Regions from separate parts of the Mus musculus genome. Here all the other regions are linked to region 1. Evidence: chromatin loops called from intact Hi-C (ENCODE). Cell type or tissue: heart. All regions are shown on one strand. Region 1 holds the start of Lpl (lipoprotein lipase). Region 2 overlaps Gm33103 (a long non-coding RNA gene). Region 3 has its middle 22 kb from the start of Gm33103. Region 4 overlaps Gm33103 (a long non-coding RNA gene). Region 5 holds the start of Slc18a1 (solute carrier family 18 (vesicular monoamine), member 1). Region 6 holds the start of Gm32997 (a long non-coding RNA gene).

Region 1 (5,000 bases):
AGAGAACTAATTTTTTGAGGTGGTTTCTCAGCATTAAGGTGGGGAATTTAATGTTTATTGGTTTTTTTTTCTAGCTAATCAGCACCCTTTTCATTTAAAAAGATACTTGCAGATGAGCACAGTATATGATGTGCTTTTATTTTTCTTGCTTTTCTACAAACATGTGCTAGTCCACTTTGCAAAAGCTCAGTATTCACCCTTGCAAAGTACAATTTAATATCAACGCATCAACATAGCTGAACAATGATAAGCATAATGGAATTTGGAATATTTCTATCATGCTCCTCACCCTGCCCCCACACTCCTAGCACCCCATATCCCCTCGCCCTGGAACATCACTAATCTATGGACTGTCTTTGTAGGTTTGGAATGGTCATTTGGCATGGCCTCTCCCACTGAAAATCCAGGATAGCTTAAAATGTTTGACCATGACTTTCTGCCTCTGAAAATAGATGTTATTCTTGAGTTTCTTGCTGAATTAAAGGATCGAGTACAATTTACATAAGGCAAAAATTAGAAACTAGTTAAAGCAAGTGGGTCTTTTCTTCTACTACAGAAGGAGACCCATATTGCCAAGATACAAAGCAGACCGTGCAGGCACCATGCGCTGAGCAATATGTGTCCTAAGGTCCCTTTGGCGCGTGGGGACCTGTGGGTGGGTGGGGGAGGGTGTGCGTTTGAAAGGATCTCTCAAGTTTAACAAAGATTTATCAAAAGGTTGTATGTGTGTGAGTGTGAAAGTGTTAGGTACACGCTGTTTAAGAGCAAAACTTCTTCCCCTTAGAAAACGGATCGTAGACTACTCAACATAAATCAGTGTAAACCCCTCCTCTCTGCCTCTATAGGGGTCCCTAGGGACCAGATTCCTCCCGGTAGGCAAACTGGAGTCTAAACAACAAGCAAGCTTTCCTTCCTGCCCTTTCCCCTTCTTCTCGCTGGCACCGTTGAGCCTCGTTACCGTTTGCTCAAATATTTGGAAGTGCATTTAGAGTCCTCCCCCCAACTTATGATTTTATAGCCAATAGGTGATGAGTCTTATTTGCATATTTCCAGTCACTTAAACAGCTGTGCAGTGGAAACAGTGTCAGACTCTCGATTTCTCCTCCTACTCCTCCTCCGAGGAATTCTGCCCCTTGTAACTGTTCTGCCCTCCCCTTTAAAGGTTGACTTGCCCTACGGCGCTCCACCGCGCTCCAGTCCTCTTGCGCCTCCTGCTCAACCCGCTCCTGACTGCCCCACGCCGCGTAGTTCCAGCAGCAAAGCAGAAGGGTGCACCGGGAGATGGAGAGCAAAGCCCTGCTCCTGGTGGTCCTGGGAGTTTGGCTCCAGAGTTTGACCGCCTTCCGAGGAGGGGTGGCCGCAGCAGACGGTACGTTTTTCGCGCCAACTCCCCCTACCCCCACCTGCAGACCCGGACAGGACCACTTTTTCTCCATCTGAAGATGGGAGGGAGAAAGTTGGAAGTACGTGCATGCACTGGGACTCCCAGGCGCAGTAAATTCCCGGGAAGGGTGGCTGGAATGGAATCCAGGAGGAGAAGGGAGAGACTCTGCCTCCCATCACGCTACGGCGACTCTGGGTTCCCGCTTTTTTTTCCTTTCTCCTGAGTTCCCACTCGGTCTCCTGCTCTCTCCCGCCGACTGCCATCGCAGGGAACGGCTGGGGCGTGGGGTGTGGAGCCTAGGATGGGGAGACGCAGAGGCCGAGCAAAGCTGTAGTGACCGGTGGTGACCTCCCTATAGGGAATAGGGGTGCTGAATGCAAGGCACGCGGGCCAAAGTGACCCTAACTTTGCTGGGACTGCGGGTCAGACCCCTCTAGAAGCGGGAAGAGTGAATCGAGGGTGCAGGTGGGAGGACGCGTTGTGTGCATTCCAACTGTACAGGGCGCTGTCGCTCTCGGCGGGGGGTTGTGAGCTACAGTGAAAGTGGGAGTGCGCGGTGGCGCCCGGGAACGCGTGGCGCAGAGTCCTGGAAGCTGGCGTCCTGCAAGCGTTCCTGTGCTCGGCTTAGCTCAGTACTCAAGAAAGCCCAGAAATGAACCTACCCTCCAGAAAACGAGGTTCAGCCACCAGCCGACTGGAGCCTGTGGCTTGGAGGTTGCCAGTTCAGCTCTGTGTCCTTTCCTTGCTGTCCCAGGAGAGGCTCGCCCTAAGGGAGGCGCTCAGCTAGCTGAGAGCACATGGGATTCTCTAGAGCCTAAGGGAGATCGCTTTCAACACTAGGTGAAAAAAAAAAAAAAAGCGGCCACCTCCACGGCTCTGCCTGCTCTCTGCCTAGAGAAGACTAGGGTCAGTAGCAAGTTGCTTTATGGCCTTGAAGTCGAGACCTGCCCACAATTGAGAAGCCTTGTAACTTGAACCTTGATTGAGCTAACAGAACACAGACTCAAAATGTGACTGAACTCAGTCGTAAAAGAAGGCTGGGGTTTCCTTGTGTTGCTGCTGGTGGAATCGCCACGAGGGTGGTGTCCCCTGGAGGTGCTCTAAGGTGGCACATCCGCAGCCTAATTCCAGTCTTAGTGGAGTCTATGACTGCAGCTAAAAGCTTGCCTTTATTTCTGCGTATAGTTGTAAATGTCTTGTTATCAAAGGAAAGAGAATCCATCATGGCAGAACTGCACGAAAGAAACGAATCCTGGGTGTTTTGAGGATACTGGAGATTCTGCCTCTCCGGTGGCAGGTTTGCAACTCTGGTTAAGAAAATAGGAGCAAACTTTCGATTCACATTTCAGAAAGTATACCATAGTAGAACACGACTTTTACCGTAAACTCCCATAGAAAAGGTCGCCTACATTTTTAGGTTTTGCTAAAGGTTCCTTTAGAAGCTCTGGACCCAGCTTCTCAGTTACTTAGTGTCACCCTTCTGGGGTTAGCTGCATGAGCTCTAACATTAGGAAAGTTGGCAAGACTCACAGTGCCCTGGGGCTCCTCCCTTATACTTGATTTAAAGGGACACCTAAGTAACTACATAATAATTTTGGATTTTAGCCATCACCTGATTTTCCTATCAATAAAATGTATTTGGTGAATATTATTCCTAATCAGATGTGAAATGACTTCCTCTTATCATCTTTCTGTCCTCTCAGGGTAGCCCTTTACAGTGAGCTTCTTTAACCACAGCAGGCCTAGCCCTTTGTCCCACAAATGAGTTTGCCTAGGGGTAAAAATGTGGGTGAGAAAGGCACAGCTTGGAGCGATCCCAGCTCCCCTCTGGGCTCCCAGTTTCCGTGTTCACTCTTTATTTTTTTTTTTTTCCACGAATAGTGTGCGAGTTTGAGAGGCATTGCCCTGTGCTTCTTCCTGGAGCCCCTGCAGCCTCTCCTGGTCCCAGGCAGGAAAGCAGAGAGCTAAAAGAGAGCATAGAGGGTCCTGCTCTGCCAAGTCCCGTTCCTTCAGCCACAGTGCTCACTTGAGGTTAATATCTGAGTTAAATAACTGGGAGATGACAAGGGAGTGACTGATTAATAGCGGCATTGAAAGGTGTGGGGAGACAAGTGGGGGAAGAGTCGCAGTGGAAAGACGTTCAGTGCCTTTGACAGACTGTATTTTTAGCACAGCCTCCCTTTCCTGCTGCGCTGTAGAGGAGACTTTATACTCCTTGACTGACTGACTGTTTCTGTTCTGTCAGATTGTCCAGTCAAGTCGATGAAAACATTTCAGGGGGTCTTGTCCCCTTTTCCTCTGACCATAGCCTGTTTCCACATTATCATCACCAAGGCTGCACTGTGTTGTGTGTGTGGCTCATCTGAGGAAACCGTATTGTGATGGTGACTGAGTTCTTCTGAGTCTTCAGACACTTGGTGCCCCTCCTCTGATGGCATTCATCTGTCTTTAGTGTCACTTCCGTGCTGCTACTTTTCTGACAGCACTACAGTCCCCTCTATCTAACCCCACCCTCTCTATGGTGATCTGACTAAGCCTGATTTCATCCCTGTGACTATTACCCATATCAGGATAAATTTTTCTTTGTTATACACTATATTCAAGCTGTCTTTTTGGAAACATAGGAATAAAGATTACACAGCAAAAGGAACATATTATCTTCTAATTTGCCTACCTAAACACATCACCCCAGTGTGTAATGAGGGTGTGTCTGGGTGGTCGCAGTTGTTAGGGTGGTATTACTGTAGTGGGTCAAATTCAGGATGGAAGCATTTGAAGGATAGACCTTTGCCTCTCTCCTTCATTCTTTCTCATCTTCCTCACTTCCTCAGTCCTCTCCTGCTCTTCCTTCTTTCCCCTCTCTTGTCTTCTCCCCTTCTTTTTCCAATGTGGACTTAATATTCCTAAGAAAATAGCAAAAGGCAGCACAGTTGGATGAATGCAGAGTCACAGATACATTTCCGAGTTTCCTTAGCAACAGTCACCTCAGATTAGTCAAGCTCACCTGACCCTCCAGTAGTCAACCCGGAGTGCACCTGGGTGATGATGAAATCTACTTATGGAAGCATGCCTGGGGTTCATCTTCTTCCCTGTCTCTACGTGCTCTTATCAGTCGGTGCTGCAGGGACCACAGAGGTTGGGAAATCTTTAGGATACTGACACATTCTTAAAGGCAAACACTAACTAGCAATATGAAAAATTCCCCCTGCATAGACTAAGCAGCAGAAAGATCTGTGAGTCCATAGCTAATGTAAAATTGAAACTACTGCCTAACTCATTAAACAGCACCATTTTAATATGAAAACTTCACTCACACACACACACAAATACATTAAAACTAAAATGAAATTTTCCATGTGCCAATCTATGTGATGGTGAATGAATTCCTGTCTCTCCTCATCCAGCAGTGAGCCCAGTACACATGCTGGATGTATGGCATCCAACCTGAGCCCTGGATATGGATCTCCACATTAAACTGGATTTTTTTTTTCTCATGGAAACATACAAAGTCAGCCTGAATAATTTCAGAGACTACCCATGGCCATTTCAAAGTCAGCAGGGCCACTAACTTACCCAATTCTAGGGTAAAGGTGACCACACAAGAGAGTGACATTTC
Region 2 (5,000 bases), 96 kb after region 1:
ATCAGCCCCCAAACGCTGACACCATTGCACACACTAGCAAGATGTTGCTGAAAGGACCCTGATATAGCTGTCTCTTGCGAGGTTATGCCGGGGCCTAGCAAACAACATAAGTGAAGGCTCACAGTCAGCTATTGGATGGATCACAGGGTCCCCAATGGAGGAGCTAGAGAAAGTACCCAAGGAGCTAAAGGGGTCTGCAACCCTATAGGTGGAACAACAATATGAACTAACCAGTACCCCCTGGAGCTCGTGTCTCTAGCTGCATATGTAGCAGAAAATGGCCTAGTCGGCCATCAGTGGAAAGAGAGGCCCATTGGTCTTGCAAACTTTATATGCCTCAGTACAGGGGAATGCCAGGGCCAAGAAGTGGGAGTGGGAGGGGGGAGGGGGGGAAGAGGGTTTGGGGGACTTATGGGGTAGCATTGGAAATCTAAATGAAGAAAATACCTAATTAATAAAAAAAAAAGTTCATCCCCCTCCCCCCAAAAAAGAAAGCCCTTAAGAGAGTATTGTTTTGGTTCTGAATCCAAAATGAGCAAGAGTGAGTCAGACCCTATATTCCCACACACTTGTTCACCTTGTCACCAAACACAAAACAGACACCAGACTCTTGAGTCCAGCCAAATACTGCGGCAGGAAGCTTCTCACATGTTTCCCAACAAGGATTCCATGCCAGTTTCTAAAAATACAAACCATTTTAGGCCAAGTAACCTTGGAGACCTCATAGTCTGAGAAACTTAGACTTCAATAGCTCTAATCCCTCTGAACTCCTGAAACTGTCCAGCTACGAAGGGATGGTTTTAATCATGAACATTCATTTGTTTACAGTTTGAAGACTTGATGAACCTGAATAATTAGGGTTAGTTTCAAAATGTGATTAAAATAGTAAACTAGAGATTAGTATACTTCATAATCAAGATGTGATGAATTAGAAATTTCCAACAATCCCAAATGGTTGCAAAAAACAATGGGAAATTAACCAGCACCTTGAGCAAGTATGGAAGTACAAGCAATATGCTGTGCTGAGTCGTTGTCTAAAATTGATACTGAGTAGTCCTAAGACTCCGATGAAATTGCCAGCGTTAGGCTATCATGTTGCCAGGATCTTAGGAATAAGCTAAAATGTCTGTACATTATATTGAGACAATGCAAACCTACTAAAGTGATTTTTTTTCTGTCTTGTCAGAGTTTAGAACTTTTACCCTCTGGTTCCCATTCAAGTGTTCTTCATTACATTAACATTATACATTAATGTATAATTTAATGTATACATTAACAGTATATATTAAACATTTGTCTGGTCTGTGGTATTCTATTGGTGACAAACCTCTATTTATGAAGAAGTTCTTTATTTGGTCCATGGTTTTTCAGTGGCCCCATAACTCAAAAGGAAGATCATCTGTTTGATTGGGTTGATAAATGCCTCAGTGATTAGCAAAGCACATTTCTGGGTGCCTTCCAGAGTTTCCACTGATAATTAGATAATTAGAGATCTAACATAATGAACAATACATAATAATGGATTCAAGTAGTCAATACACTCTTGAGAGCTGGTAGAACTACATACAAAATAAAAAATAAGTAAGTTACAAATGAAATAAAATGAACAAATCTGTTAGCAGTTGCTGAGACCAGCAAAATTGTTGGTGACTGTTATAGCTATTCTTGATTGTCAACCTCACTACAATCTAGAAATGAAGAGCACACCAGTGAGAGATTTTTTTCCTTGGTTTGAAGTGGGTAGATCCATTTCTAGTCTGGACTTAGGAGGCAGGAAGATACCTGCCTTTAATCTGGATCTTGAGGAAGGAGGACACACCTTTAATCTGTGCAACACATTCTACTGAAAGCCTACATAAGGACATGAAAGCCTATGTCTAAGGACATAGAAGGAGTAAGCTTTCTGCTCTTTGCCTGCTTGCTCTCACCTTGCTAGCAAGTCAATTTCTTCACTAGCGTTAGAAAACTCAGGAGCTGGGAGGTAGTGCCTGGGAAAGCCCATGATTGTGGTCACCCTTCCGTAATTTGCAGTAAGTACAGGGGACACAATGCTCCCTGAGAAAGCAGCTGTTTTCCTCCCTACTATAGTCTGACTAGCACAAGGAAAGATTATGTAAGAGGAAATGTGCTTTATCTATAACTGAGTTTATTAGTTTAGCAGATCTGTTGTTTAATAGACAACCATCCCGAAGACTCTATTTATCATACTGCCCCACGATCAGTGATCTGTTGAAACACTACTGAAGACCCTAAAAGACATCATACAGAAATACTTTGCAGCCCACAGTTTTGGAGGATTTGGTATAAGCATAAGAATCAAAGACCAGTGTTCACTGCCTGAGTCTATGAACCGACTTCCTTGAAGCTACACAGAGTGTGACCCTGGAGGCATCATGGACAGTAACATGACTCCCAGGCAAGTTATATTTTATGTAGGGGATGCCAAAAGTCAAAACTGGAAGATGGAATTTTGCCATTGAGGTCACAGGTCAAAAGAGGAGCTAGAAACAAATAAGGAAAATGGTAATAATGAAAGTACCTTGACCTTGCTGAATGCCAGGAGGAACTATTCACACAACACACTGTATAAATGATGCCCAGTTGAGCTGAGATGTGTATAACCAATACTCCTTTAGATAGTAAAATAAAATTGTTAAATGATAGAATCTTGTACAAAAGGATGGAAGATGTGCTGGTTCAAACTTGTCTTCCTTTTAGCTCATGTTTCTGAAACTATATCATCCATCTCCCATCTATAGGGTACCTGTTAAAAAAGAGTGAGTTCCATATTACAGTAGAAGTCCTGTATTAGCACTGCCTAATTCCTTCCTCCACATTAGAATACCAGCCCACAGTACTCTTATATTTCCCAGCCTCCATAACTGTCAGTTAAACAAACCTGTGTCTTTTATAAGTTACCCAGTCTGTGATGTTTAGTGATAATAAAATAAAATACACTGAGACATGAGGTAATTGCTAAGAATAAGGTTAGCATTTTTCTCTTTTAGTAGTTTCTTTGTTTTATTCATTATTTACTTTTTTTTATTACTGGATGATATGTGTTTGCATGGGCATGAATATGCCACAATGCATGTGTGGGAGTCAGTTCTCTCTTTCCACCTTTATACGGGCTTCAGGGATAATACTCAGGTTGTCAGGATGGAGCTACAAATGCCTTTACCAGCTGAGACAGTTTGCCTGCCTCAGCTCTGCACTTCAAAACCACGTAAAATACCTTAGAATATAGTAAAGAGTAAAATTCCCTGTCTCACAGGATAGGATGCATTAGGTCCAGGGCATGATTGGACACCATGGGCAATACTGATTCCTGCACATGTCAGAAGTGATGTGTGATGCTGCTGTTATGATGGGGCAGCATCCCAAGCCCTGCATGTTCTCCACAGCGACAAAAGCACCTTCTTTCCCCACCTCACTTACCTCCTCCTCCCTCTTCCTTCTCTCAGGTCTAGTCTAGCCACAGTGGCCCCTCACTCTTTCTGCAGCACTTTATTCCATTACTAGGATTCTTAGAGCCAGAGACTGGGTGCTGGTAGTCTAATAAGCCAGGTTCAGGCATCCATTTTCAGTAGGTCAATTTAAAGAAACAAAGAATAGTGGGAAGCAGAAAAGGGGTATTTATCCAATGCAGCCACATTGGGAAGAGGGGCAAAGTGGTCCAGCATACCTTTTAAATCCATCACACACAACCTGGATATCTCTCAACCAAAGAATGGATAAATAAAATGTGCTGTGCTCACACAGAGGAGGTTTACTTGGCTGATAAAAACAAGGATCCTAGCCGGGCGGTGGTGGCACATGCCTTTAATCCCAGCACTCGAGAGGCAGAGGCAGGCAGATTTCTGAGTTCGATGCCAGCTTGGTCTACAGAGTGAGTTCCAGGACAGCCAGGGCTACACAGAGAAACCCTGTCTCAAAAAAAAAAAAAAATATATATATATATATATATATATATATATATATATATATATATATATATATACAAGGATCCTGATAATAGAAGGTTTAGGTTTAAAAAGAAGGCAAGATGTATGCAAAACTGAGTCTCCAGTTGTGGTTCTGCGCACCACTGTCTCAGCTCCAGTCTCTCCTGCTTGTAGTCTGACAAGTTGTTAGAACTTTGTGACATCTCTTTCCAAGGGTCAACATTTCCTTCTGGCTGGAAGCAGGGTTCAATCTTTACCTTCTCCCAGCATGTGATTCCTAGGGAGACTTCAATTTCTTGGGTTCCATGATCTCAAAACTCTGATACTCAAGGGGAGGATACAAGCATCTCCGGAGAAAACCTTCATTCCTGCCAGAAGAGTTCTACTCCCTGCCCAGTCCTATGCTTTAGCCAATATGCTTCCCTCTGCTTACTGCTCTCCTGTAGTCAGTCAACTTACCTGTCTCCCTTTCCTCCTCTATTTTATTCAAAGTCAGAAACTCAGTGAAACTTGTTGTAACACATGCTGTTTAAAGCTGCCCACTTCCTAACCTCCCTAGTCATACATCCTATTATCTTTTTACCTTAATTTATTTGCAGTTATGCTTATATCCCTTCCTCTACCAATGTTAGGAATATATGTGTTTGTTTGTTTGTTTGTTTGTTTTTATTCTAATAAAAGAATAACATCCAGGAAGTGAGTAGGCACTTGGGAAGTGTCAGAAGCATGTAAGAGAAGATCTGCGAAGACACAAACCCACCTCCTTTTGCAATTCAGGTGAAATGGCCGCACTTAGCAAAATATCTGGTCAGCACTTTGCTATCAACCCACTTGACTTTTGCTCCATTTTCTTTGGAGACTGCAAGGTATTTTATTAACATCTTAGTATGTGCACATTAGCTGTTGCCCAGGAAAGACTATCAGGAGAAGCAAAGTCAGATATTTGTGTTGCTGACCTACCAGTGAAAGAAAACACATCTGGAAAGAGTGGAGTCAGACAGGCTAGCTGTGGTTGTGCAGGGGAGATAAAGCATCAGAGAGATTCCCTCTCATATA
Region 3 (5,000 bases), 140 kb after region 1:
TTAAAAGTATGACAGAGATGCTGAACAGTAGTTCCATACAATTGATGGCTTCTAGCTGAGGTGTGGGATAGGACGGACTCAGTTTTATCTAAAGGGCAGGTCACGGAGAGTCTGACCATGCTTCAGTGAGTGTATGGATAGCACAAGGTAGGCTTGGTGTTCTTTCCTTCTTTCCTTCCTTCCTTCCTTCCTTCCTTCCTTTTTCTTCTTATTTTTATTTTTTACTTCTTTTGAGAGGAAAATCACAATAGGGTCAGACATGGAAAAACTGAGAAGAGATTGTGATTGGAATGCATGCTGTGAAACTCCCAGAGAGTCAATAAAAACATCATGGGGGGGGGGGAATAACACCTAGCTCGTCTTCCTGATCACACAGAGAAAGAACTTTATAAAAGCACAAAGTCAGGTGTGGTGGCTCGTGCCTATAATCCCGACACTAAGGAAGCTGAGGCAGGAGAATTGCTGTGAATTCAAGTTCAGCCTGGACTACATAGTGAATTTTATCTAAGCTATTGAATAGTGAGCTCTAGGCTCATTATTTTAGAACACCAAAAATACAATAGAAGTACAAACACTGCTACATTAAGACGAAAGTAAAACATTTAAGTCATCCAGGGAAGGTGGTTCCAGGGCTCCTCCTAGAACCTGGAACATCCCCTGGTGCTTAATTTCTTACATACAATAATAACCCCGTATAAACTGTATCCTCCTGTACTCTTTAAACTATCTCTAGATTATCAAGATACTTAATCAAGTATCAAGTCAACAGAATCCTGACTTGCTGAGGAGACAAGCCTCTAGACACGTCAGTGAGAGAGTTTCTAGATTAGGTTAATTGAAATGGGAAGACCCACCCTACAGGGCCCCGGCACCACTCCACAGCCTGTAACCCCAGGCTGCATACAAAGCAGGAAGCTAGCTGAGTGTCAGCGTTCCTCTCTGTTTTCTGACAGCAGATGTGATACACAAGCTGCCTCAAGCTCCTGCCACCATGACTTGCCCACCACGATGGCCTGTCCCCTCAAACTGAGACAAAGTAAACCCATCCTCCTTTGCTCTGCTCTTGTCACACTTGATAGCAGCAGCAGACAAGTAACTATATTATGTTCACAAGCACTTTTATTGACAGGGCTGTTGAGGTTTTGTCGTTTAATGTCTATTGCAATGCTAAGTGCAAGACCCCAAAACCTGGAGCATGCATGTGTAGCCCCTGTGACCCTGGCCCCAGTTAACTGTGATTAGTAAATAAAGATGCCAACAGCCAATGGGTAGAGGAGACATAGGTGGGGATGAGGTTTCAGAAGCCGTCATGGAAAAAGGAGAACGTGAAGGAGGGAGGAGAGCCGTGGAAAAACTGAGCCACAAGTATGTGGCTAGCCAATTGGAGCTAAGGGCAGCCCAGATAAACATATTAAGTAATAACTTGGGTTATCGATAGGAAGGTAGATTCTAACAGCATGGAGGGTGGGGTTGCTGCCCAGCTACTGTGCTGACTAAGGCTATTTAAAAATATAAAGGCTGTGTGTGTCTTTCATCCAGGGACATAAATGATCTAAGGCAGGGAAGAAGCCCCAGGCCACATTGCTAAATATTTTTAGTACACAGGGTTATGCCCTCAGCTCCGGTCTTGTTTTTCCAGCATGATAACACTATAAGAGCTTCACATGTCATAACGATGACGATGGAAATGAATGAATTAGTGAGTTAGTGAGTGTAAACTGAAGGAGAGAGATGGGCGAAGGCCAAGGCAGAGAACACAATAGCATACATAGATTAGGGAGTCATCCACTGAACTTAAATGATAGGATCTGGGAAACACTGGCTTGGCCCTGAGAAGCTAGAACTTACAGCAAGCAAACCACAGCGCCTGTGGCGGCTTGTATGCTCTAACCTGGAAGGTGCCAGATGAGTGATCAAAACAAGGCCACTTCATAAATTTCCCGCAGGCCTTTTGTCAAGTAACAGTTTCACAGCGTTGGTGAGGTGGGAGGTGTGAAGAGAGGAGCTAAAAATCCCTAAAACTTAAAAAAAAAAAAAAAAAATCCCTGAAATTGAGAAAGCAGTTGCCAAGTACACTCAACCGTGTGGTGAGGGCGCCACCTGGTGGATTTACACAGGATGAACAAAGACTGCCCAAGAATGTCAGCCCAGCCTCCTTCCAACGCTGAGTTCCAGACCTGCCTGATACAACAGAAAAATAATCCCGAACCCCTGAACCCTAGTGTAACTAAAACAACCCTGAATAACAAAAGAACCGATGGGGATTTTACTATCCCCAGTTTCAGGTTGTACTACAAAGCTATAGTAATAAAAATAGCATGATGTGGATACAAAAACAGACATGCTGACCCATGGAATCAAATTGAAGACCCAGACATAAATCTACAAGCCTATGGACAAAACTCAACTTCAAATGAATCAAAAACCTCAACATAAAACCAGATACACTGGACCTGACAGAAGAGGAAGTGGAAAGAGCTCGAGCTCATTAGCATAAGAAAAATCTCTCTTTGAACAGAAGACCGCCAGCACAGAAACTAAGATAAACAACAGATAAACAAGGAATACTTGGGAACCTAAGAAGTTTCTGCACTGCAAAGGACATCGTCATTCAGACAAAGTGTCAGCCGGTAAAATGGGAAAAGATTCTGTTACCAACCAGATATCTGATAGAGGATTAGTATACAAAAACCAAACTAGGTACCAAGAAAACAAACCAATTTTAAAATGGGGCACAGATCTAAACAGAAAATTCTCAAGAGGAAATTCAAAAAGCCTGACAAACTCTTAAAGAAATGTTCAACATTCCTTAGCCACCAGGAAATGCAAATCAAAACTATTCTGAGATTTCAAGATACACCTGTCAGAATGGCTAAGACCAATAAAAGAAGTGACAGCTCGCCGGGCGTGGTGGCACACGCCTTTAATCCAAGCACTTGGGAGGCAGAGGCAGGCGGATCTCTGAGTTGGAGGCCAGCCTGGTCTACAGAGTGAGTTCCAGGACAGCCAGGGCTACACAGAGAAACCCTGACTGGGGGGGGGGGGGGTGACAGCTCATGCTGGCAAGGATGTGGAGGAGAACACTTATCCATTGCTGGTGGGGGTGAAAATGTGTACACTCCCTGTGGAAATCAGTGTGGAGTTCCTCAGAAAGATGGGGATAGATAGATCTACCTCAACATCCAGCCCTATCGTTGGCATGTACCATACAGACACTTGCTCAACCATGTTCAGTAGTTCGTTGTTACTCTATTGATAGTAGCCAGAAACTGGAGGGAAAAAAGCTAGATGTCCCTCAACAAGAATGGATAAAGAAACTGTGGTACGTTTACACACTAGAGTATTACTTAGCTGTTTAAAAAAAAGACAACTTTTGTAGATAAATTGATGGAATAGAATAAATTATCCAGAGTGAGGTAACCTAGACCCAGAAAGACTAATATGGTATGTATTTGTTTATATGTGGGTATCAGCTGTTAAGTCAGTGATCACCAAGCTATACTCTGAAGAGCAACAGATAGATATAGGGTAAGGGAAAGGAAATAGAATATATAGTTATGGGTGGATGGGGGAGCCAGAATGGGAGAATAAAGAGAAGAAGTGAGAAGAGGAAGATGAGGGAGGGAACAGAATGAGAGGCAGCTAAATAAAGGGGCATTTGAGTGGTAATATGGAAAACTAACACAATAGAAACTACCTAAAATATATGCATATATGAAGGGATAGATAAGATCACCAAGTTATGGGGAGACAGAGTCTGAACTGGTTATCTCTTATCACCACATGAATCTTCCAATATTAGGATTGGGTTACATCTTATTGAGTTGTAGGCCAAGGAGTTTCATGGGAACCCCTCAAACAACCCAAGTCGTTGCTGAAACTATAGGTTGCTCTCCACAAAACTGAAGGGAAGGCCCTATTGCTGAAGACAATACCTACACAACCCATTGACTATGGAGAAGTAGAGGCAGTGCCTGCAAAGAGCCTTCACTCCTACATTCTAGCATCTTTGGAACACCAGAAGGGAAACATGAACATCATGCCGACCACAAACCTTTGATCTACAGTAGTGTCTTGCCTGCAACGTAAGTAGGGCAATGGTGGCACAAGGCTTATGGGAGTAACCAACCAATATAAGATTTGACTTAAGACCTACACCATGACATGGAAACTATACCCAACACTGCTTGGATGCAACAACCAGAGACTAGATTGCTTAGAGACCTAGGGTAAAACCAAATATTATTATTAAGGGGAAAAATGCAGCAATGAAATGACTCCTAATGACATTCTGCTATATTGATAGATTTGTGCCCTGCTCAGTTATCATCAGGGAAGCTTCCTCCTGCAACAGATAGAGAACGAGACAGGACAAAGACCCATAGCCAGACAGTATGAGAGTGAGTAACCTTGGAATGCTCAGCCCCAAGAGATTGTCTCTATCACATCCTCCCCTTGGGGCTCAGTAAACTCTCAGAGTAGGAAGCAGAAAGAGTGTAAGAGCCAGAAAGGATGGAGGACACCAAGAAAACAAGGCCCTCTAAATCAACAGGACCTTCACACATGAACTCACAGAGACTAAAGCCACAGCCACCGTGTACCAGCTCTTTCATCCAGCTGAGAAGAGAAGTGGATACAAGCCCCACTGGAACCCAGCAGCTGTCTCTAATTGATAACCACTTTGCAAATAAAAATAAAATTTGTTTCCTCGGAGGGAGTCTCACTGGGGAAACAAACCTCTCTTAAGGGTAGGCCCCATGGCCAGCAGTAGACGGCCGACACAAAACAACTCAGAAGCATCTTTGGAGGCTTCTTGTCTCGTAATGTCCTGATTAGGGCTTTTCCTCTTCTTCTTCTTCTTTTTTTTTTTTTAATTTTATCTTGTTTTTTATTTTTATTTTATTTTGTCTCCCCAACCCAGGTCCTTCGCATATATACTAGGTTTCCAGTTTATTGTTTTTGTTTTTTTTTTCTTATTGTTTTTGGTTTTTGAGGCAGTG
Region 4 (5,000 bases), 100 kb after region 1:
TTCTTAAATGAATGTAACCTGTTCCCTGTGGGCCAAGAATGACGACAATCACTCAAGTCAAATAACTTTGACCATAGCAAGAAATCTGTACCCAAATAATTGTGCCTACAATTCATTCCTTGGCACAGCAGAACTGTCAACTCTTAGCTTAGGTACTATGGATGTAAAATCCTTTGGTGATGTGAGGGACATTGAAGTAGTCTTATTACAGTGAACTCCAATATCTAAAAAGTGTTCTTATTTTGGATTTGTACCACAATAAGAGCCATGATGTTAAGCTCTACTAAAAACAAAAGAAATAAAATAAAAAGACTTTATCTATTTATGTTCATTTAATAACATGTCCATCATTTTTATGATTGGTATAAAAATATATGTGTTAAATAAAATTAAAAATTTTTTTAAAAGAATTCTATTTTCCACTGGGAGTCATGTTATTCTTTTGAGTTTTATTCTCTTGGCCTAGAACAATGCTAAATTACTCTCACATGGCTTGCTTCTGGGTCAGTATTTATGTAAGGACCTGGTTATATCACCAGTTCTTGTCAAAGCCAGACTCTGACCCTTGGGAATAGGAGAATGACTGGAAGATGGGCTCCTCTTTTTATCTGATGATGTAGAGCTTATTTTTGTAATTCAGTGGATACCATTTTGTTAGAGTTTGAATACTCCCACCATATGAAATTATCTATTGGATTCGGAGGACACTCAGAGAAACAATAAACCAGGCTTTAGAGTCAAACAGCCCTAGCTCCAGGGTTCATCCCAGCTTACATGAACTGAGCAAAAGACCTAACCCAGGGGAGACTCCATTTTCTCATCTCTTCAACGGGAACAATGTAACCCACATCAGGATACTCAGTGATGCTCAAGGGGAATGACCAAGGCATGAAAATTCACACTTGTTTGTAAGTACTAGTCTTCCAAGAACCCAGGGCTTCATTTCCTTCATAAGGATGTTTTCCCCTCAAATGACAAGAGGGAATACAGAAGGCAGGGGACAATGAACAGTGGAGTCAGCTGGTAAAACTCTGGCTAAAGTGACAAGATCAAGTTGCCGGCATCAAAGCTGTTGGTCTGAAGGTGAGTAGGAGCCTAATGGGAAGCTGAACCACAAACCTTGAGAATATGTATGTAAAGTGGCCTTTCCCCACCCCTCCTCCCTCCCTCCCTTCCTCCTTCCTTCCTGCTATGCCCCAGACATCCTCTCTGTGCAGGCTGACAAGGATGTTCTCTACACCTTGATGCAGAAAGTCCAGGATCAAAACACAAAACCAGTCTGACCAGCTTCTAATAGTCTTTTCTACCCTGTGTAAGCTACATGTGTAAGCTGCTCAGACTCTCTGGGTCCCACTTTATACATTTGTAAAGAGGAACTTTAGAGTTAGTATCTACTTTGTAAGTTTGATATGAAAATTGAATGAATTCTTAATGACAAAATGACCTAAAACAGTGCCAAGCATACAGGCCTTTGGAGCTTCCTATTATTATCCATGACATAAGGTGACTGAGCAACTCTGAGGCCCAATGGCAGTCAGTAAAGATTTTTCCTATAGTTATTGGACATCACCTGCCCTGTGCCCTATCCAGCCTCATCCATCACTCAAATTTCACAACTTCTCTGACTGGCAGAAATTATGCAGCTCTCCAAGTGTATGTGAGGAGCGGGTGTGGCGGCAGTCCCAAAGGCGCCAGGGACTGCAGCTAAGTTGTATGACTTGCACCTGACTTCCTCATATAAACCACAAACATCTTGAGAGCTGCACAGGTGCACCAGGATACTGGTGAATCCATTTTGATGGAGATATGCCCCTGCTGCCCTGATTAGCTGAAGCTGCGTGCCTGGTGAGGTGGCGTGGCCTGCTGTGCGTGGATGGGAACTGAGAGTACATAAGAGTGAGAGGCCCGGGTCAGAGGGAGGATGATTATTCAAGGGAGATATAAACAAGGGAGATATAAACAAGAAGAAACAGGACTGAATAAACGTGTGCAGAAGGATCCTGTTGCAGCGTCGTTCTTCCTGGCCAGTTGAGCGCGCGCAAGAAGTGTGGTGTGGTTGGCTCAGTTTATTGTCATAGGTGCTCTTTGCTAGAAGTTTTGGTTGGGGAAATCTAGGCGTTTATCTTATCACAGTCCTGTTGTGTTCAGGAAAGTAGCTCTGTGTTCCTGCACAGGAAGGCGACAGCAGGCGTCTTGATTCTGAGCAGGGTCGGCACAAACATCTGTATTATCAGCACAGAGAATCAGGATGGGCTGTGCCCTCCACAATACAATTGGAACCTGTAGAACATAGCTGCTCTTGTCATCAGCAGAGGCCAAGTGCTCGGTAGACAGAAGTCGGGAGCCAGGACACTACAGCTCTGTGTTCAGTGTAGGAGAACTGGGGATTGCCGATCCCCCAAAGGGCCCATTTCTCAACTATTGAATAAGAATTATAAAGCTTGCTTCATGGTTCTGTATTTTGCTGTTTGTTTTGTTGTCTTGAGAAATAGTCTTTGCTATATAGTCTCCGGTGACTTGGAACTTACTGTGTAGCACAGGCTACCCTGGAATTCATGGCAATCATCCCCATTCAACCTCCAGAGTGCCGGAAAGTGAGACATGTGCCACCATGACTGGTTTATATGCTGTTTTAAGAATTAAGGGAGCTGGGGTGGGGTGTGAATATGATTAAACTACATGATATTCATTTATAAAAACAGAATGAACTCTATTATTTTGTATAACTAAGACTAAGCTTTAAAACATGAAAACTGTTTAAAAAAAAAAAGTACTAAGGAAGCCGTGGTCCCTGGAGAGGAATCGAGGAGTTCCTGGGAAGACTGCAAACTGTACTGATGCTGAGTACAGTTACTCCTGCTAAGGGCCTCAGCACACTCGAGGCCTGCAATTCCGCAGTCTTCTTTAATGTACAGGACCTTCCTGGTGTGTCTGTTTGTTCAGTGTAGTTGTTTTGTTATCTATTATGTCTTAGCTAAGTGGTCCATTAGAGCTGTTTAGAAAACAAAGCCCATACAGGACATCGCATTAAAAGACATCTATTGTCCTCACTCCAAAGCCTCACAAAGCCTCACTACCCATTACTAGTTTCTTTGTGGCCTGCCAGAACCTTGGAGAATAGAGCAGAGGACATCTGCACAGTGCAAAATATAGTCTCCCCTATCTGCCCCCCTTAACTTCAAATGGCTGCACCCTATGTCCATTGCCCATTGTTCTATAATTTGCTTCCCCCCCCTTTACTGTTAGAACTTCCATATCAGTATATAGAAAACTTTCTAATTCCCTTTCCTTATTATTTAACTACTCAATGTGTTCTTTTTTGTGACTATACTCTCATTTGATAGTCCCCTACTGAAGGAGATTTAAGCAACTGGTGACCATATAATGTCATACTTATTTGAATATCAATTAGTTTCTGAGGCTCTCAATACTGGAAGACATTTTTGCCCACTCACACAGACACAGAACTTAGTATTTCCTTGCTAAATACTTGCTGACTGGATGGAAAGAGGTCATGCCTTCTGAGTTATTCATTGTGGCAGAGAAATTCTTAATTCCTTTGATAGCAGCATAATTGGACATCTTGACTTTACATTGACTGATCGCAGCACCATTGACTGACAGGCAGATGTAACCCTTTGTCATCCTCTCCTGAGCAGCAAACAGAAGGCGGCTTGGGAAGTTATAGTCAGCAATCTAAATGGACAGACACTTGTGTGTAGTGTTATAAGTAAGCCATTCTACCTTTCCCAAAACTCAGTGAGATGTAATCAATTAATCAATTACCAAATAAGAAAAACAGCAGAAGATGAAAACTGAGTCTTCATTTTTACTTCAAGTCTCCTGAAGTTAATAGGTCTTGGAGCACAACTGTCTTACCTTGGGCTCCGATTGAAGCACAGATAATAATTGAAGTCCAGGTGGGGTGCAGCTTACTTTAACTGAGGACCACATGGGGTGCAGCTTAATTTAACTGAGGACCAAGTCAGGGGCAGCTTACTTTAACTGAAGTCCAGGTCAAGTGTAGTTTACTTTCTGCAGTTCTAACAGCCTCGTGGAGATTAAGGCTACTGACCCAGAAAGAACACTTTTCAGAGTTTAGCACACAGAATCAAGTGGTGGAAGTGTCTATGAAACACATGAACAAAAATCCAAGGGAAATAATAAAAAGCCTTTAGCATAGTTATCCTGAGGTTGCTGGTTTTCCTTCTGGCTTGCCCCCCTACTTGGTTTTTTTGTTGTTGTTGATTTTTTTTCCAACTAATTGCCTAACCCAATTTGCATCGGTTGTAGGTTGAGAAATGGGAGAGACTGTCTCCTTTGCCACATCTCCCACTGGCCCTTCTAATAGAGGCATGGGAAGATCAGCCTCAATACATCGAAATTTCCCATTCAGCTTCAGCTACGTGACAAGAACAATGGATGTCTCCACACATTGCTTTTTCCTAGGCAACATCCTGTGCTAAAGCCCATGGAATTGGCAACAGATTTCAGATTCTTAACTGAACTGTGGGAAGCCTTGACTGTCTATATTATGTTTATGATTTTTATACTGCAGTTACCGCAGACATTACAGTCAGTTCTATTTGTGAGTAGATGAGACACTACACACTTACCTACAAATTCATGAAGCATCTAATTTTTATTTACACTTCAACATAGGAATACAGGCTCTGCACAAAGGAAGTTAAAAACCCAATAACAAATAAAACCCAGTTCAGCTGGATCCATGATGACCATAGACACACAACCAGGACACAGAATAATTCAAATTCCAAAATTCTTATTTCCTCACATAAACTTACAGGAATCTACTATGGAACCCTAGCTGACCTAGAACTCTCTATGCAGACCAGGCTGGCCTCAGCCTCAGAGAGTGCTAAGATTAATGGAACACACCACTACATGGTGTTGGCAAGCATGCTGGTGCCAGTGGTTTATGCTGTCTAGCAAATGGCTAGTGCTGGGAAGGGAGTATGCTGTTAATATGGTGTCCAGTT
Region 5 (5,000 bases), 210 kb after region 1:
TAGTCACTGGCATGAGCTCTTCCTGCCTTCCCTTCCTTAATTTTTCTTCCTCAATAAATATTTGCAATGAAATACAATTTCACATTTGTACCAGAGTTTCTGGTGCTACTAGCCTTTTTCTTCATTTTAAATCCTTAAGAAGAGCAGGCCTAGAGGACCATGCTCATAATACCAGCTTTGGGCATTGGAGACAGGTGGATCAAGAGTTCAAGGCCAAGCTCCCTCTATAGCTCCAGAGGAAAGTTGAGGCAAGCTGGGTCTACAAAAAAGTGTTTCAAAAAAACTAACTAACTACATTCTTAAAAGCTATATTACATAAACTATTTCCCGTTCACAGATGGCAAGTGAGAGACAGAAGGAACTAATGGCTGTCCCAAGGTCACATTGTGTACTCAAACAGACACTGAAGCCAGGCTTGCTGACTCCAAGTTTCCTGCTCAGGCCACATTCTCTATGCCTGGGCCAGCTACCCTCGCAGTCCTGAGGTGTAAAGGAAGTAAAAGAAGTCACCTGTGCAGATGGTCCTATACCCAGGCACATACAAGCAGCACAAAGTTGACTCGGTAGACTTAAAAAGGACATGAACTTGGGAGGCATAGAATGGCAGGAGATGGAGTAAGAATTGGAGGAAAGAGAATTGGGGAGTAGATTTGATCAAAATGTATTATACACATGCAAAAAAATTCCAAACCATAAAAAGTTTAAAAGAACTACATGACTGGGCTGGAGAGATGGCTCAGTGGGTAAGAGCACTGACTGCTCTTCCGAAGGTCTTGAGTTCAAATCCCAGCAACCACATGGTGGCTCACAACAACCCGTAATGAGATCTGACGCCCTCTTCTGGTGCACCTGAAGTCAGCTACAGTGTACTTGTGTTTAATAATAAATAAATCTAAAAAAAAAAAAAAAAAAAAAAAGGCACTGACTGCTCTTTCAAAGGTTCCCAGCAACCACATGGTGGATGGTGGCTCACATCCATCTGTAATGGGATCTGATGCCCTCTTCTGATATGTCTGAAGACAGTGACCGTATGCTCATATAATTAAAATAAATAAATAAATCTTTAGAGGATTCACTTTTTAAAAAAGAACTATATAGAACTCTCTGTTTACATTCAATTACCTCTTTTAATACTTCCAGCAATTTTATCGAGGATTGAAGGATTGTTACATAGGGACCTGAGATGCACTCAAAGTAGACTTAGGTAACCTGGCTACATTTACTTCATTTGTAACATCAGCTGACTGACTTTTAGTTGAAATGCTTGGGAGCAGGAATGCTTTAGATCTCAAATTTCTTATTTTGCCTTTTTTTAAAAAGATTTTTAAAAGATTTATTTATTTTATGTATATGAGTACACTGTAGCTGTCTTCAGACACACCAGAAGAGTGCATCTGACCCCATTAGACTGGCTTTCAGTAAGGTTTATAACTTATCATCAGTGAGCCACCATGTGGTTGCTGGGAACTGAACTCAGGACCTCTGGAAGAGCAGTCAGTGCTCTTAACCACTGAGCCATTTCTCCAGCCTCTCAAATTTCTTTTTTTTTTAATTGTGAAATATTTACATAATATGTCTTGTATATAGGCTGTAAGTCTATAGATAAAACTCATTTATATTCCATACATACCTCACATATATAGCCCAAAGGGAATTTTATAACAACATAGTAATTGGGCTGGAGAGGTGGCTCAGCGGTTAAGAGCACTGGCTGATCTTCCTGAGTTCAAATCCCAGAACCCACATGTGGCTCACAACCATCATGATGGGATCCGAAGTCCTCTTCTGGTGTGTCTAAAGACAGTAACAGTGTGCTCACATACATACAAATAAATAAATCTTTAAAAACAAAACAACAACATAGTAATTTTGTGAATGAGGCAAAGATCCATGCTTCCCAAACTGATAAGTTATAAACCTTACCGAAGGCCAGTCTAGACATCCTCTTGTGTATTTATCAACAAATCTATGGGGAACTAACACAAAGAAGTTTTTCAGTATGTTGCTCCGTCATAGCAAAGTTCTTGTTTTCCTCTTCTGTTCTTATATTGTAAAGAGAACAACAATCAATTTACTGTGTTGTTCGTTTCTCACAGGCTGGTTTTTCTTTTTGTTTTTTTTGTTTTGAAACATAGTTTCACTATGTAGCTCTGGCTGCCCTGGAACTCAGACCTTCCTGCCTCTGCCTCCTGAGTGCTGCGTTTAAAGGCTTGCGCCATCACACCAAGCCAACCGCTAGCTAATTTTATCACAGCCAAAGAAAAGAAACTAGAACCCTTTGTGCGTTCTAACCTCTTAACTGGTTTTCCAATCTGTTCCTAAGGTGGTCTTCCACACCATATACTCTTCGGATATGCAAGAAAGCCAAGTCTGTTCGAAAAGATCCACGAAAAAAAAAGAACTTGGTAGTAGGATAAACTGAAATAAATTTCGACACAAAGTTACCAATCATGGGACTAGGTTTTCTATCTTCTGCTTTCCAAGGTGTTTTCCACAGCTTGATTATGAACCTCAGTTGTCTGTATTTTCTTATGCACGTTTTCCTATCTCTTCCTTCCCTACATTCCAATGAATCTTTCTTTTTCTCGTGAATCCTCTCTCTTGTGTCAATTTTGCCCTCTGGCCCCTTTCGCTTCTCTTTTCCCGCTCCCAGCCTCAGATCCGCGCTCCCAGCACTCTGGTCAGCTCCCTATGCGCCTAGCATGCGCGCGCACCCTGCACCGCCCCCGCAGAGCTCCAGTCACGAGTCTGGGGGCGGGGCGCCGCCGAGAGGGCGGGGCCTCTGCCGCAGCTTCGAAGCGCGCATGGGTGGGGCCGGCCGCACGGGCCTCCCTGCTATATGTGCGCCTGCGCCGCGCTGCTGCGGGGCCAGTCGGGACGGAGGAGACAAGATGGCGTTGCGAGCGATGCGGGGAATCGTGAACGGGGCCGCACCCGAACTGCCCGTGCCCACCGGTGGGCCGATGGCCGGAGCTCGGGAGCAGGCGCTGGCGGTGAGCCGGAACTACCTATCCCAGCCTCGTCTCAGTGAGTACGGGAAAGTGAGCGTGTCCACCAAGCCCTTGGCTTGTGCTCTCACCTGTTCAGCCAGCGGGGAGGGAATGGGATTCATTTCCCCCATCGCTCAGTTCACAAGCACCTCTCCAGCTTTGCGTGAGCTTTTCCGTGACTTCGGTGGGCCGAGCGTGAGAGCACCGACTGGAACCTTCCCATGGGCTAAGTGGGCTCCTGATGATTGCCCTACCCGCTCCGAGTTCTCTGGGTATTGTCAGACACTGGTCTGTCTCTGAGGGCCACTTCTTGTCACTGTCTTCATCTGCTCCTGGCCTCATTTAAATGTCTTCGGGTCGAGGGAACGCCTACTCCGTCCCCCTTTGCCCCGTGGACCTCTGGGCAGGTGGACCGTGCAGAAGGTGTAATGTCATCGCTGATGTGGGCAGGCCCCGCGGCTAGAGGGAGATGTGGCTTATTCTGTAGGGAACCGCTTCACTGGAGGACACCTAGATACCGGAGAACCTTAGAGCTGAAAAATACCCTAGTCGTGCAGTCCCACCCTCTCGTTTTACAGGCGAGACGCCTAAGGTTCTGGAAAGGAGAAGCCATGCCTGGCTTCAGACATCTAATTATTGGGAAAAGAGGAACCAAAAATCGAGTTTCTTAATCCTTTGCTTGGTCTTCTGTTGTTTATTCGTTTACTGACCAGCTAACCAAACGCAGTTAAATGGAAGGTTGCTTTCCACTGTTATGTTCATAGGCTTAAGTGTAGTGATCATAAAAGACCTCAATAAGCCATGTTTAGACAAGCCAGTCATTCCCAAATGGCTCTTGTTGGCTGAAGCTTTCGGTTGTATAGAATCAAACCTCTTCACGGCTCCCTTAAAGCCAGGCAGAGAGCTTTGAAAGAAGACTTTTTTTTTTCCTCTTTTTTAAGTATCTGTTGTTTTCCTGAAAATAAGGTTCCATTTGCACAGGTTAATTGGCAGCTTGGCTCTGTGGGTGGCTCATTGGTTAAAAGCGTTTCAGCTGAAGGGTTTTAGCTAGGCGCCCTCCAGCCTGACTAATCCTGTCCTGAGCTGTCAGTGGGTCATGTGATAACACTGCAGCGAGGGGAAGGGAAAAAAAAAACACACACACACACACATTGGAGAGTGGATTGCTGAGGTGTGCCTTTTAAGCATTTTTTTAGAATAATTGTTAAAATTAGAGAATGCCTGTTAGGGGTTCATGTGAGCCCAAGGAAACGTCGGGAAAACTGACAGATTTATACCTGAGAATTACAGAATCTCTAGAATTGCATTTGATATGTATGCTTTGCTCTGAGCAGAGCACATAGACACTGGTGTGGCTTCTAAGGGAAAAATGTTACAAGGTTATAGTAGTCTCTTTCCATATAACAAGTCATTCAGAGCCAATTCAGGGAGTGTCGACTACTCCATGGCGAAGGTCTTAAGCCCTTCAGGGATGAGTAGTGTTTCTCCACCATATCCATGTGCTTGGCCAATATTTGAAGAGTTTGTTCATAGGAGGATTCTGCTGACTAAGCTGTCTCTAAAAGTTGCATCTTTGTATCCCCAAGTTCACAGTGTCTGACTTAGGAAGTGCTCTGTAAATCCTATAACTTGGAATTCAATTTGTCCTAATAGTTAAGCGTGTATTTTTTTTTTAATATGGATAGGGTTTTTAAAAGGGAGTTGGTATACTGCATTTAAATATCATCTTTTACTATTTTTGCCACATTTTTAGTCAAATTTAAATATTAACTCAATTTTTTATTATTAAAGTTTGATGATACTATCAAAATAATTATAATTAATTGATACACACTCTTTGGAGTAATTTTGGCAGTTGCCCTGTGAAAATCAGATCCTGTTTTAAAACAACTTCAGGATTATTAAAAATTCTAGATATTATATGTACATAATATAAGAAATTACTCAGGCTGTTAAAAAGAAACGGAAAGTAAAATATTCAGGCTGGAAATTAGTAACTAATCTGGAGCA
Region 6 (5,000 bases), 73 kb after region 1:
TTCTGCCACCACTGCTGATTTGTGTTTGCTCTCCTGACGTTGCTGAAGTGGACTGCTGCTGTATATTCTACAACGCAGATTGGATTTGCTCCAAAGAACTATTTCTAAGCTGTTCCACTTCCCCATATCCTAATAACCTTTCTTTTCCACTACCTCTGGTGGGTGGTGGGCTAGAAGGGAGGTTAAACCATTCAAGACCCTTACTAAATGTAGATTTTGAAAAGAAATCAACGCCTACATGTGTGTGTATGTGTATGTACCATATTGACAAAGCTGTATGTATTTACAATGTACAACATGATATATAAAGTATGCATACACTATGGAAAGACTAGCTCTAGCTAACTTACAAATGAAATACCTCACATACTTACAATTTTTGTAAAATATTTCCAATATCCTAAGATTTTATACAATACATTGATCTGCCACCATGTTACACAATAGCTCGCTTAAACTTGTTCTTCCTGCCTCACTGAAATCTTGTACCCTTTAGCGGAGCCTCTCCAACTCTCACTAACCAACTCAGCCACAGAAAAATCTACTCTACTTTCCATTTCTGTGATCCAAAAAAAAGTCCAGAAAATGTAGATTCAAATGTGGTGAAGTGACATCTCAACAACTGTTACAACAGCTGTTACATAAAAAAAAAAAAAAAAAAAAAAAAACTATGCCATTGAGATGGCTCAGCACATAAAGTTATGTGCCACCAACACTGACAGGCTGAATTCTGTCCCCAGGACCCACAAGGTGGAAGGTGGGAACAGTTTCCTAAAAGTTACCCTCTAACCTCTACATTCACACTATGACACACACATGCCTGCATACACACAGACACACTACACCACACCACACCGCATCATACCACACACAGACAGAGACACACCACATCACACCACACCACACAGACACTAAGTATGAATAAGTAGCTGGGAAAAAGGAAATGCTTCCACACACACCCTTGATGGGAATATAAATTAGTCCACCCATTCACTAAAGCAATTTATAATCACATGACTCAGCAATTTGTCTATCTGGCATATATCCAAAGGAGATAAAAAGCAGTGTGTTTAGGAGATGCCTACACTGTCCACAATAGTCATGAGATAGAATCAACTTTAGTGTCCATCAATAGAGAAGCAGGAAAAATGAATGTGACTAACATGCATGCGTGTTTATGAGTCCAGGAAAATGCTAGTCAGTAATAAAAAGAAGGCAGTCCTGTCATGAGTGGCAACATGAATGAACCTGGAGATTACTGTGTTATGTGAAACAGAACAGATGCAGAAAGACAATAAACTCATCTGTCTGTAGGAGCTCAAAGGACTGTACATATTTTAAAATGCACTGGCCATTCCTACTAGAATTCTCAGATTATAGAGACCTGAGACTGGAAGTAAGCGCTTCTAAGTCAGGGTACCTGATAACTAAAGGACAGAGACAGAGTTATGTTTTATAAAACCAAAGAGACAAGGAATATGTTTTGTGGAGGCGCGGTATGGTGTGGAGGAAGGCGGTGCCTCTGCGGGGCCATGCTGAGGCATCCCTTACCCTTGAGGGACCAGCCCCAGGATAGTGGGGGAGTGCGGGGGGGGGGAGGGCAAGAGAAGAGAGTAGGAGCGGAGCGAGTGGGGGGGAGCGTGGACTGGACGGGGCAAGCAGCCTCTTTTATAGTGAGTCAGGCACACCTGGCTGTTGCCAGGTAACTGTGGGGCAAAGCCTAAACCAAATGCCAAGACAGAGAACATAGCTCATCTTCTCACTGTATCCCCTGGTGTACCTTTTAATTCTTAAGTACTTGTGTGAATTTTTTCTCAAATAAAAATAAAAATTGGTTTAAAAGTTATCCAATTAAAATGTATCCAACCAACAGACACCACTGCTTTTTCGAGCCACAAATAAGATGCCTGCACTGGGAAAGAATAGAGCTGGGGAACGGATTCCGGAGAAAAGGATGTCAGTTTTTGGCACTGCTTTATCTGGGAAAAGGAAGTCTGCAGCAGTTGCTTTTGATTACATGAACAGCATTGCAGCAGAAAATACTGACGGCCAGCTGTGGTTTGTCTCTGCTGAGTCTGCAGCAAGGAGTTATTAGGGCAGAAGGGACTTGCGGTAAGAAAAAAAATGTTGGTAAAGTGCTCCACACTGTCGGTCTTGGTCAGTGCTTGAATACTAACTAGGTCACTAGACCATGTTTTTCGGGGGTGTTGCTTCATGTCCTCTCCTTTATCTTATCTCTGTGTTATCCAAACACACAGAGAGCCTGTGAGGTTACTTCAGGTCACTGTGGGAGCCACCCGGATGGGTTGGGCTGCTCACAAATCTGGCAGGGATGAGGCACCACAGAGGCAGCAGGGACAGATTTCGGGTAGCAGACAAGCTGAACACGCGAAGTCACCGCAGTTTAGCCCAGGGAAATTTTTCTAGGTGCATTTAGAATGGACTTCTAGAAAATTCTCCAGAAATGTCTAGCGGTAAATTTTGACCCACACTGGATAAACGGGAGACACTACTGTATTATTTTTAAAAAGAGGAAAAGAAGGGGAAGCAAAGTAGACCGACTTCTTGGTGTTTTCCCTGTCAAAATACTTAGTGGCAGAAATTTCAATTTACCATTCATTTTCTAAAGGGATTGTTGCCTATTTCCCTGTCCCTTGGCGTGATTCTTTTTATCTCAGTGTCCTAGTGTCCTAGACCATCCTTGCTTCAGAGCACCAGAAAAGATTTCCCAGGTATGGGTGTGGGTTAGACTTCTGCAGCCTCGTAGGACAGTTGAGGACATGATGGACCTCCTCCCTTCTGCCAACAGCTCAGGCTAGGATACAGGGTAGGAGGTAAAAATGCCTTGGGGAAAATACACATTTCCAGTTGCTGTGGGGCTTGTTATTTCTCAACTGAACAAATTATTCTATGCCTAGAAACAAAGAAGCTTTGAGGTACTTAAAATCTCTCTCTCTCTCCTCTCTCTGCAAGTGCCCCTTTCTTTCTTTCTTTTTCTATCCCTCCCCTCCCCTCCACCGCTTCCCCATGGTGACTTCACTGGCCTTGGCATTGGGGCCAGTGAACTTGTCCACCCAAGAGCAGCTTTTCAATAAACCTGCCTTTAGTGTGTGTGTGTGTGTGTGTGTGTGTGTGTGTGTGTGTGTGTGTGTGTGTGTGTGTGTGTTTGCTCTACAACAAAGAGATTAGTGGAATGAAAACTTGAGACCAAAGTCTACCATGAACTCAAATAAAGAAAAAGGACATTGGGGGCCCACGTCCTTAGGAAAAGTGAGCCAGAACACAGCTCTAGTTTCTCAAAGAGAGGCAAGAGAGACAGTTGATTTGCACCTCCCAGAGAGGTTACTTACTGTTGTCAACCGTGGCCCAAAGCAGACTTGCTTCTGGGAATTGGATTTGTCTTTAAGGAGAACTTCTTTTCCAGATACAACAACGGAGCTCTCATGTCTAACTTCCCAGAATCCAAATTCAGGAAAGTATTCTGGCTCGTTCACTCAGAACCTGTCCTTTGACCCTCATCCAGATGTGCATTAGGGGAGAACAAGAAAACATTATCAAGTGAGGTGAGCTTGTCATTTCTTCTTGATCTCCCTGGTGGCTTTGCCCTGTTCCTCACAGGGTCATTTGTACTGTTCTCTACTTTTCAAAGCGCTAATCTAAATGTAGTTCTTTGCCCATCTGGTTGGAACCACATCCCGCAGCAGAATAGCACAATTAAATCATGTACTTTCCTTCCCATCAGGGATGATTTCAACATGTGGATGAAAGGAACTCTGCAAGGAGCTGCAAGGGGGAAAAGGCTTACTGGGCTCAAAGGCACATTTTCTTCTCACCACGGGGCCTTTGCATGTCCATCAGCCACCAGAGAGCAGCAAATTCTTCATCTGCATATGATGGATCTCTCCAGTCCTAGATACGAGACTGACTCCTCAGAAGAGCACTGAGTATCCCAGCATCACTCGGATATGACTCTGTAGTGGCATGGACAGAAAGCTTCTGACCTAAGACACCATGGCTGAGGTAGAAAATGGACCTGTGCTCTGTTTAAAGGAATAAGGCCACTTTTCCAAAGCCGGTTAGGGCCCATGAAAGACTTTTTATGTTTATATGTGGGAATCCCAACCTAACCCCAAAACAATCTACAGCAGATGTTATTTAAAATGAATTCTATGTTAATAAAATAGTCTCCTATTTTGGTTTTCATTAGGTTTATTTGGGAAAGTTTGTTAAGTAGCGGGGAAAACTAACCTGAAATTGTCTTTGGATGTGTTTGGATGGAATGGGGGTTAGTTTGTTTATTAGTTTGTTTGAGATGGGGTCTCATTAAGTAGCTCAAACTGTCTTGGAACTCACTAGGTAGACCAGACTCACTTCAAACTCATCGAGACCCATCTACCTGTGTCTCCTGCCAGCTGGGATTAATGCTGGTGTTGTTACACCCAGATCTTGGATCTAGTAGTTTAATAGACTATCTTGTATTAATTCTTTAGCAGTTTCATCCTTGTAAGCATTGCATCTTGATCACACCTATCCAACATCAACCATTCCCTTCCACTCCCCAAAAGAACACCTAAGTCCCCCTTCCAGTTTTATATCCTTTCTGTTTTATTAGAATGTAATACAGTTTTGTAGATATTCTTTATTACCTTTAAATTTTAGGTTTTTTAAGATAGCACACAAGGTAATGGATTTCATTATGGAATTTTCATACACATATGCATTTATGTTTCTTTTCACTCTCTTCCCCCTCTGTGGTCTACTCCAGCCTTCCTCTTGCTGGCCCCTCACTTTCCTCATATAGCAACCCCTTGCTGAACTTTTATGTTGCTGGTATTGGGAGGTATCAAGAAGAAGACTACATGGACACGGGTTCAAGCCAATAGGAAGTCTTTATTAGCCAGCCAGCAACTACACTGGGTGTTCAGGACACCAGTGCAGTTTTGATGAGCTTTGGGCTGGCACACCCAAGTTAGCAAGAATAATTAGCCAGAAACGGAACT

The links. Hi-C counts contacts between places; a loop is a spot of excess contacts. Peaks named below come from ENCODE experiments on the same cell type or tissue, not always from the same donor. Only the 100,000 strongest peaks of a DNase experiment are listed, where the experiment ranks them.
Region 2: it touches region 1 in a loop (4-fold over the local background); 4 of 42 quality-filtered maps call a loop at or near these places.
Region 3: it touches region 1 in a loop (5-fold over the local background); 22 of 42 quality-filtered maps call a loop at or near these places.
Region 4: it touches region 1 in a loop (4-fold over the local background); 4 of 42 quality-filtered maps call a loop at or near these places.
Region 5: it touches region 1 in a loop (2.2-fold over the local background); 3 of 42 quality-filtered maps call a loop at or near these places.
Region 6: a loop joins it to region 1, with 4 times the contacts of the local background. A loop is called at or near these places in 5 of 42 quality-filtered maps.

Annotation. Positions count from the first base shown.
Region 1 is chr8:68,879,472-68,884,471 of GRCm38, forward strand. Lpl (lipoprotein lipase) reads left to right here and starts at 1,084. Exons shown (of 10, transcript NM_008509.2): 1 at 1,084-1,369. The coding sequence starts at 1,282. In heart, a CTCF peak has its summit at 2,465; DNase peaks (open chromatin) are centred at 1,080, 1,800, 2,430, 3,380 and 1 weaker place; H3K4me3 peaks cover 3,515 bases; H3K27ac peaks cover 3,785 bases.
Region 2 is chr8:68,975,328-68,980,327 of GRCm38, forward strand. The region is part of intron 2 of Gm33103 (a long non-coding RNA gene); the gene reads right to left. Among named protein-coding and RNA genes, the nearest start is that of Gm33052, 16 kb to the right of the region's middle. In heart, no CTCF peak of the experiment used is centred here; DNase peaks (open chromatin) are centred at 644 and 2,044; H3K27ac peaks cover 328 bases.
Region 3 is chr8:69,021,497-69,026,496 of GRCm38, forward strand. No RefSeq gene overlaps it. Among named protein-coding and RNA genes, the nearest start is that of Gm33103, 22 kb to the left of the region's middle. In heart, a CTCF peak has its summit at 2,109 (motif pointing left); a DNase peak (open chromatin) is centred at 2,015.
Region 4 is chr8:68,981,688-68,986,687 of GRCm38, forward strand. The region is part of intron 2 of Gm33103 (a long non-coding RNA gene); the gene reads right to left. Among named protein-coding and RNA genes, the nearest start is that of Gm33052, 9.2 kb to the right of the region's middle. In heart, no CTCF peak of the experiment used is centred here; DNase peaks (open chromatin) are centred at 1,694 and 2,184.
Region 5 is chr8:69,085,902-69,090,901 of GRCm38, forward strand. Slc18a1 (solute carrier family 18 (vesicular monoamine), member 1) reads right to left here and starts at 3,321. Exons shown (of 17, transcript NM_153054.2): 1 at 3,080-3,321. It overlaps Atp6v1b2 (ATPase, H+ transporting, lysosomal V1 subunit B2), which reads left to right and starts at 2,835. Exons shown (of 14, transcript NM_007509.3): 1 at 2,835-3,027. The coding sequence starts at 2,892. In heart, no CTCF peak of the experiment used is centred here; a DNase peak (open chromatin) is centred at 2,790; H3K4me3 peaks cover 1,933 bases; H3K27ac peaks cover 1,297 bases.
Region 6 is chr8:68,951,981-68,956,980 of GRCm38, forward strand. It overlaps Gm32997 (a long non-coding RNA gene), which reads left to right and starts at 2,023. Exons shown (of 3, transcript XR_379062.3): 1 at 2,023-2,112; 2 at 3,425-3,563; 3 at 3,743-4,203. In heart, a CTCF peak has its summit at 3,836 (motif pointing right); DNase peaks (open chromatin) are centred at 2,161 and 2,291; H3K4me3 peaks cover 687 bases; H3K27ac peaks cover 942 bases.